2 separate regions of the Homo sapiens genome follow, and region 2 is linked to region 1. A link is a contact called in ENCODE Hi-C or POLR2A ChIA-PET data. All regions are on one chromosome and are shown on one strand. The core of a region is the stretch at or near the end of the contact, and the rest is flanking DNA. Distances in the headings are between cores, read along the strand shown.

Evidence for each region. Hi-C counts contacts between places; a loop is a spot of excess contacts on that map. ChIA-PET counts read pairs that join two places held with the same protein, here RNA polymerase II (POLR2A). Pooled maps may share reads with other maps.
Region 2: a loop to region 1 is called in a pooled map, with 14 times the contacts of the local background. The contact joins the promoter of ATXN2-AS here to the promoter of C12orf76 in region 1. A Hi-C loop is called at or near these places in 1 of 168 maps with a recorded cell type or tissue (ascending aorta) and 4 of 50 pooled maps. POLR2A ChIA-PET finds 5 or more read pairs at or near these places in 2 of 52 experiments (BJ and Panc1).

Annotation. Positions count from the first base shown.
Region 1 is chr12:110,046,843-110,050,411 of GRCh38, reverse strand. It overlaps C12orf76 (chromosome 12 open reading frame 76), which reads left to right and starts at 1,890. Exons shown (of 2, transcript NM_001389625.1): 1 at 1,890-2,049. The coding sequence starts at 1,917. RefSeq lists an enhancer at 942-1,201 and a silencer at 2,122-2,181.
Region 2 is chr12:111,597,645-111,601,213 of GRCh38, reverse strand. ATXN2-AS (ATXN2 antisense RNA) reads right to left here and starts at 1,716. Exons shown (of 2, transcript NR_146497.1): 1 at 1,661-1,716; 2 at 959-1,386. ATXN2 (ataxin 2) reads left to right here and starts at 1,899. Exons shown (of 25, transcript NM_001372574.1): 1 at 1,899-2,430. The coding sequence starts at 2,180. RefSeq lists an enhancer at 1,165-1,394 and silencers at 1,855-2,164, 2,225-2,394, 2,485-2,534, 3,125-3,254.

The sequences.
Region 1 (3,569 bases), core at 641-3,140:
AGGTTTCAGCCTCATTTTACCCAGCTCCTATTTAAGATGGAGTTGCTCTGGTTCACACGCCTCTGACATTTGTATTGCACATCCATTGTGAGGTGAATGATACTAATCCCACTACAAATCAAACCTTCAGGAGGTGAGGCAATGTGTGAGGTGGTAAAGCCTCCAGATTCAAAACTATGCTTGGGTCAAATTCTAGCTCTGCCACTTTGTGTGTGCAGTGTTGGGCCAAACACTTAGCTCAATTCCCTCATGTATTCAGCAAACAGTTACTGAATATAATATGCTACTCTTCTAGTCTTGTAGCAGGACGAGCCGCAGACAAAACCTCTCAGACACCGAGTTGTAGAAGGAAGGGCTTTATTCAGCTGGCAGCATCGGCAAGCTACTGCCTTAAAATCCGAGCTCCCCGAATGCACAATTTCTGTCCCTTTTAAGGGCTCCTCACAGCACTAAAGATTTCACATGAAAGGGTCGTGATTGATTTGAGCAAGTAGGTGGTACGTGACAGGGGCTGCATGCACCAGTGGTAAGAGAGAAACAGAACAGGGCAGGGAGTTTCACAACGTTCTTCTATACAATGTCTGGAATCTATGAATAACATCGGTTTCTAAGTTATGAGTTGATTTTTAGCTACTGGGTGTGAGGCCTCTGAGCCCAAGCCAAGCCATCGCATCCCCTGTGACTTGCACGTATACATCCAGATGGCCTGAAGTAACTGAAGATCCACAAAAGAAGTAAAAATAGCCTTAACTGATGACATTCCACCATTGTGATTTGTTTCTGCCCCACCCTAACTGATCAATGTACTTTGTAATCTCCCCCACCCTTAAGGTACTTTGTAATCTCCCCCAACCTTAAGAAGGTTCTTTGTAATTCTCCCTACCCTTGAGAATGTACTTCGTGAGATCCACCCCTGCCCGCAAAACATTGCTCTTAACTTCACCGCCTATCCCAAAACCTGTAAGAACTAATGATAATCCACCACCCTTTGCTTACTCTCTTTTCGGACTCAGCCCGCCTGCACCCAGGTGAAATAAACAGCCATGTTGCTCACACAAAGCCTGTTTGGTGGTCTCTTCACACACGTTTGGTGGTCTCTTCACACACATGAAACTGGGTTTAGGCCAGGCAGGCCCAGGCCTGGTTTCGGGCCTGGCGCCGGGCTGCCCGTCTTTGGTTTCACTTCCTTGTTGTTTCTTCTTAAAACAGGTACTGAGTATAAAACAATATAAAACAAAATGAGAGGGTCTCTCTCTCCCCCAGTCTCTGGGACAGAGCAGAGAGCAAGAACAAAATCGCTGTGCTCGTGGACTTTACATGCTAGGGCGGAGCAGGTCCTCAGAAAATCATCAAATGTACGTTAAATGTATAAGGTAAATGGTGATGAGTCTAAAGTGAATGGGGGGAATGGAAGAGAACGAAGGTAGGGAGAATGTACATTAAGGGAAAGGGAGGGTTGCAATTTTAGAAAAGGATGTCTGGGCAAGGGCTCCCTGAGAAGATGGCATTTGTACTATAGAAACACAGTATCTATTTTCCAGGCCCGTAATGAAGGTTTAATAAGAAAATGCATGGATTCGTAAAAAATCTTCAATAGGCCCCAAATGGACCTACAAGACCTCGACCCCAATGGATGAGGGAACGCTAACCACAGCAGAACGGTAATCGCGGCGAACGTTGGCACAGACGGAAAGTTGATCTGAACGGAAAGTTGGTCCGGGGGAAACATTAGTTATTGAGGAACGTTAATCCGGAACAAATCTTAGGCAGAAGCGGAACTTAGACCAGGACGCACAGTTACCATGGCAATGACGCGCGCCCTAAGGGCGGTGGCAGCGACGCAGAGAGACCTGGGAGGAGACAGAGGCAGGGCTTGCGACGGAAGTGGCCTCTCTGCTTCTGCAGGGCTGGGGAAGATGCTGCGTCCAGCGTTACCGTGGCTGTACCTTGGCCTCTGCAGCCTCCTGGTGGGGGAGGCAGAGGCCCCGAGCCCCGTGGATCCGCTGGAGCGGAGCCGGCCGTACGCGGTGCTGCGAGGGCAGAACCTGGGTGAGCGGCCCTCGGGCTGGCGGGCGGCGGGTAGTGCCTGAGCTTTCACTGCTCCGGGTGCTGGAGCCGGGCATGTACGGAGCGGACAGGGGATAGAGTGGGGAGATGGGTGAGTGCGGGGGGTGCAGGTGAGGCCCCTCAGGGGGCCCCGAGACTCCCTCTCCAAAAGCCTGGGGCAGAAGGCCTGAACTTTGCCTCTCAGCAAGTGCTCAATATGTGCCAGAACCTTCGCCTCCCAGGTTCAAGCAATTCTCCTGCCTCAGCCTGCCGAGTAGCTGGGATTACAGGCGCACACCACCACACTTGGCTAATTTTTGTATTTTTAGTAGAGATGGGGTTTCACTATGTTGGCCAGGCTGGTCTCAAGCCTGGCATGGTGTCCAGTAAGCTCTCAATATGTACTGCTTGCCCATGAATGAACTGCAATCGGGAGACCTGGGTCTCATTCTGGGTCCTCTCCTCTCTGGCAGTGTGGGCTCAGGCTAGGCAACAAGGCACATCATTTACCCCACCCCTCTTCTTTCCCAGAGGAGCCAGTATTTATTGCAAAAATGATAACAGTTTTTGAGCATTTCCTACATCCCATGTCTTGTGCTACGCACTTTGTATACGCGAATTCATTTGAGCCTTACAATAACTTAATGAGAAACGTACGGTTTGCAGCCCTTTTTTTTTCTTTTACAATAGTGTCTCCTCTGTCACCCAGGCTGGAGTGCTGTGGCACGATCTTGGCTCACTGCAGCCTCGGCCTCCTGGGTTTAAGTGATCCTGCCACCTCAGCATCCCGGGCGAGTAGCTGGGACTACAGGCGTGCACCACCACACCTGGCTCATTTTGTTGTTGTTGTTGTTTACTTTTTGTAGAGGTGGGGGTCTCGAACTCTTGGGCTCAAGCAATCCTCCTGCCTCGGCCTCCCAAAGTGTTGGGATTACAAGTGTGAGCCACCGCACCTGATGTTGCAGCTCTATTTTTCAGATAAGGAAAATGAAACTCAGAGAAGTGAAGTTATTTGCCCAAAGTTACATAGCTAGGAAATGATGAGGCCAATACTAGAACCTGTTTGGGGGCTTGAAACATAAGTTGTGGGAGGATATCTTCAACACACACACACGCTGCGTAAATATGTGTGTGTGCATGGCTTTGGCTTTGGAAGGAGTTCTGGAACTTAAAGCTTGGCAAACTTCACAATAAATCTGCCCCTCGCCAAAGTCTTCCCTTCCCACTGTATCTCCTTGGTACATCTGTATATCTACAAAGTGGCTATTAGTATCATTTTGGATTATCTTGACTCTACATGAACTCAGTGTTTGCCATGTGTTGACGACTTACTGTGTACCTAGCACTCTACTAAATAGTTTCCACACATTATCCCACTCGATCCTTCAGAACAGGGTTTCTCAACCTGGATATTACGACATGTTGGATAAATGATTTCAGGGGGCGAGGGGCAGTGGGGGGGCTATGATAAACACTGTAAGAAGTTTGGTGGCATCCCCAGCCTTTAGATACCAGTAGCACCC
Region 2 (3,569 bases), core at 467-2,966, 1.6 Mb before region 1:
ATTGACGACCTGCTCCATTGCAGGCCTCCTTGCTGTTCCTCAGACTCCCCCCTCAGAGCCTTTGCCCTCGCTGTGCCCTCCACCTGGAGCGTTTCTCCCCAGGATCCTCATGCCCATGCTCATTTGGGTCCCTGCCCCATGTCACCCTCTCCAGGAGCTTCCCCTCACAGCAGCCCTGGCCTGTACCACAGCCGGGTACAGGTATTTTTTTGTTTCAACTGGTTTTTTAGTTCCAGTTTCCTTTAGGTTACTTTATTTATTTATTTATTTATTTATTTTTTGAGACGGAGTCTCGCTCTGTCGCCCAGGCTGGAGTGCATGATCTCGGCTGACTGCAACCTCCACCTCCCGGATTCAAGCAATTCTCCTGTATCAGCCTCCCGAGTAGCTGGGATTACAGGCGCCCACCACCACACCCGGCTAATTTTTATATTTTTGGTAGAGACGGGGTTTCACCATGTTGGCTAGGCTAGGTTAATTTTTAAAGGGTTTTGCAATGGTCCCTTGATCTACTTTTTACCTTAGATGGGAAATAAAACTGATTTCCTACATTGGCAGAATACAATGATCATTTTTGCCTGGACTATCTAGGAGGTTAATTTCAGTTGGACTACTGAAAACTGCTGGTTCAATCATTCTCCACGTTTATCTAAGTCTTTACCTTTATCTGGACAGTTCTAGGACATTGAGGGGAATTTTGGTGTTTCTTCCCCTATTATTTCCTGAAGTCATTTCACTTTAAAAAACAATAGATTCACTGCTCAAAAAAAAAAAAAAAAGTTACCTACTTTCTACTTGCTTCCAGTTTAACTGCAACACATTTTAAAAAGAGTCTACTGTGCTGGCTGGGTAAGTTAAATTAAAACTTCTAAAGGGTCCAAGGTCTAAAGTTCGCACATTGTTTTGAGGTCGGCTCTGTCTCTACCGAGGGAGATCCCATTATCCGTAGTTCTACCAGTCCCAATCCCATATATTTCCTTTAGAATCTCATGAATGAGGAAAAAGAAGTTCAAGTGAGGGAACATAGGTTCAAATGAAGGTCAGATACCTAAAAGAGTTTTCTGGTGACTGTGCGCGGCTGGGGTGGAAAAAGTGGGGAAAAGGTACCCAGATGTGGGTGGCCCCGGAGGGTTGCTCCACTCCAGCCCCGGCAGGGCAGGACAGCGCGGCCTGCCTGGTAGATGCCCCGAGCCACTGGAGCGCCTACTGTGTGGCGGGCGGGGGACGGCAGGAAAACGGCAGGATGCTGTGTCCCCTGAATCTGGCAGGGTTCTAGGTGCTTTACACGTAGCAAGACACATTCTCCGCCCCAAGGCACTCGCAGTCAGTCCATTTTCTGGGTTGCATCAGGTGGGGGCAAACTAGGTCCCCGCAGAAGTGAAGATGCTGAAGGAATACAGTAGGAGAAGAAATGCTTCTCTCCTGTCCTCCACACCAGGCAGGCCCCAGAGGCTGAGACCGACACGCCCTCCCCGAAGGGCAGACCCGCCTTGAGGAAGGCGGATCCGGGTAGGGACCGCCGCCTGGCCCTCACCCGACCCCCGAGAAAGCAACCCAGCGCGCCGCCCGCTCCTCACGTGTCCCTCCCGGCCCCGGGGCCACCTCACGTTCTGCTTCCGTCTGACCCCTCCGACTTCCGGTAAAGAGTCCCTATCCGCACCTCCGCTCCCACCCGGCGCCTCGGCGCGCCCGCCCTCCGATGCGCTCAGCGGCCGCAGCTCCTCGGAGTCCCGCGGTGGCCACCGAGTCTCGCCGCTTCGCCGCAGCCAGGTGGCCCGGGTGGCGCTCGCTCCAGCGGCCGGCGCGGCGGAGCGGGCGGGGCGGCGGTGGCGCGGCCCCGGGACCGTATCCCTCCGCCGCCCCTCCCCCGCCCGGCCCCGGCCCCCCTCCCTCCCGGCAGAGCTCGCCTCCCTCCGCCTCAGACTGTTTTGGTAGCAACGGCAACGGCGGCGGCGCGTTTCGGCCCGGCTCCCGGCGGCTCCTTGGTCTCGGCGGGCCTCCCCGCCCCTTCGTCGTCCTCCTTCTCCCCCTCGCCAGCCCGGGCGCCCCTCCGGCCGCGCCAACCCGCGCCTCCCCGCTCGGCGCCCGCGCGTCCCCGCCGCGTTCCGGCGTCTCCTTGGCGCGCCCGGCTCCCGGCTGTCCCCGCCCGGCGTGCGAGCCGGTGTATGGGCCCCTCACCATGTCGCTGAAGCCCCAGCAGCAGCAGCAGCAGCAGCAGCAGCAGCAGCAGCAGCAACAGCAGCAGCAGCAGCAGCAGCAGCAGCCGCCGCCCGCGGCTGCCAATGTCCGCAAGCCCGGCGGCAGCGGCCTTCTAGCGTCGCCCGCCGCCGCGCCTTCGCCGTCCTCGTCCTCGGTCTCCTCGTCCTCGGCCACGGCTCCCTCCTCGGTGGTCGCGGCGACCTCCGGCGGCGGGAGGCCCGGCCTGGGCAGGTGGGTGTCGGCACCCCAGCCCCCTCCGCTCCGGGCCCGGCGTCCCCTCCCCCGCGGCCCGCGCCGCCGTCCCCGCCCCGTGACCCGCCGGGCTACCCGGGGTGGGCTGGGGGCCGGCAGCGCGGGGGAGACTCGCTCGGGCCTGAGCCCCGAGGCTCGGCCGGTGGGCGCAGCCGGGGTCCTCTGGGATTGTCAGGCCTGTCCAGCCTCCCGCAGCATCCCCGCCCCCTCCCCCGGCGGTCAAGATGGAGGGAGCGGGCGGCCTCCCCTCCCCACGCGTGTTGGGAGGGGTTCTCGGGTAGCGGCGATGGTCAGCCCCGGCTCCCCCTTCCGCACGATCCTCCGCCCGCAGCGTGGGGATGCTCGGGCAGCTCCTCCACTCCCGGTTTAGGTGTGAACGTTGGAGGGGTCTGGAGGCTGTGGTGGCGTTTTCCGGAACATGTCCCCCTCCATGGGGGACATCTCTGGAGGGGAGAAGTTAGGGCCGCGTCCCCCGTGCCGGTTAAAGGGGTAGGCACCGGGCTCCTCCGGAATCATCAGGGTCTGTCGGGGCTCTCTCCCCGCCCCCTCCGAGTCCTGGGAAAGATCGGAGGACGGGGTGGAGACAAGTGGGCCTTGGCCCCCGCACCCCTCTGCGTTCGTGTCCGAGGCGGCGGCGGGGGCTCCCGAACTCCCCTGAAATCGTGGGGCTCCATGTGGCCTCCGGCAGCGTTCCACCCTCCCCCACCTGGGGAAGGGAAGGGGTGGGGAGTGCCCGGCCCCGTCCCGGCCTTCCTCCTTCCCCCGCCAGACCTCTCCGGCGCGCGGGTGGTGGCCGATCCGCATTGCTGTTCGAGGCCGCAGTGGAGAAGGCGCCTGTGGAACATCGGTGGGTGAGGGCTGGACCCAGGCTGGACCCTGGAGATCCGGGGTGGCGGTGCTGGTGGCAGGGGGCGGGCACCCTGCGCACTTATCCCAACCCCCGCCCCAATTTCGGAAATGCTAGGAGAGAGAGATTGCAGCAGGGGACGTGGTCGGGTTCCTGAAGGCAGAAAGGCGGGTGTTTACTAGCGTCTTTTTCCCTCCTAAGCCGGGGTTGTAGTAGGGGCTGGGGGCTCAGTGTTGTCCCGGCTAACTGGGTTTGACTCGAGGGTGTGTTT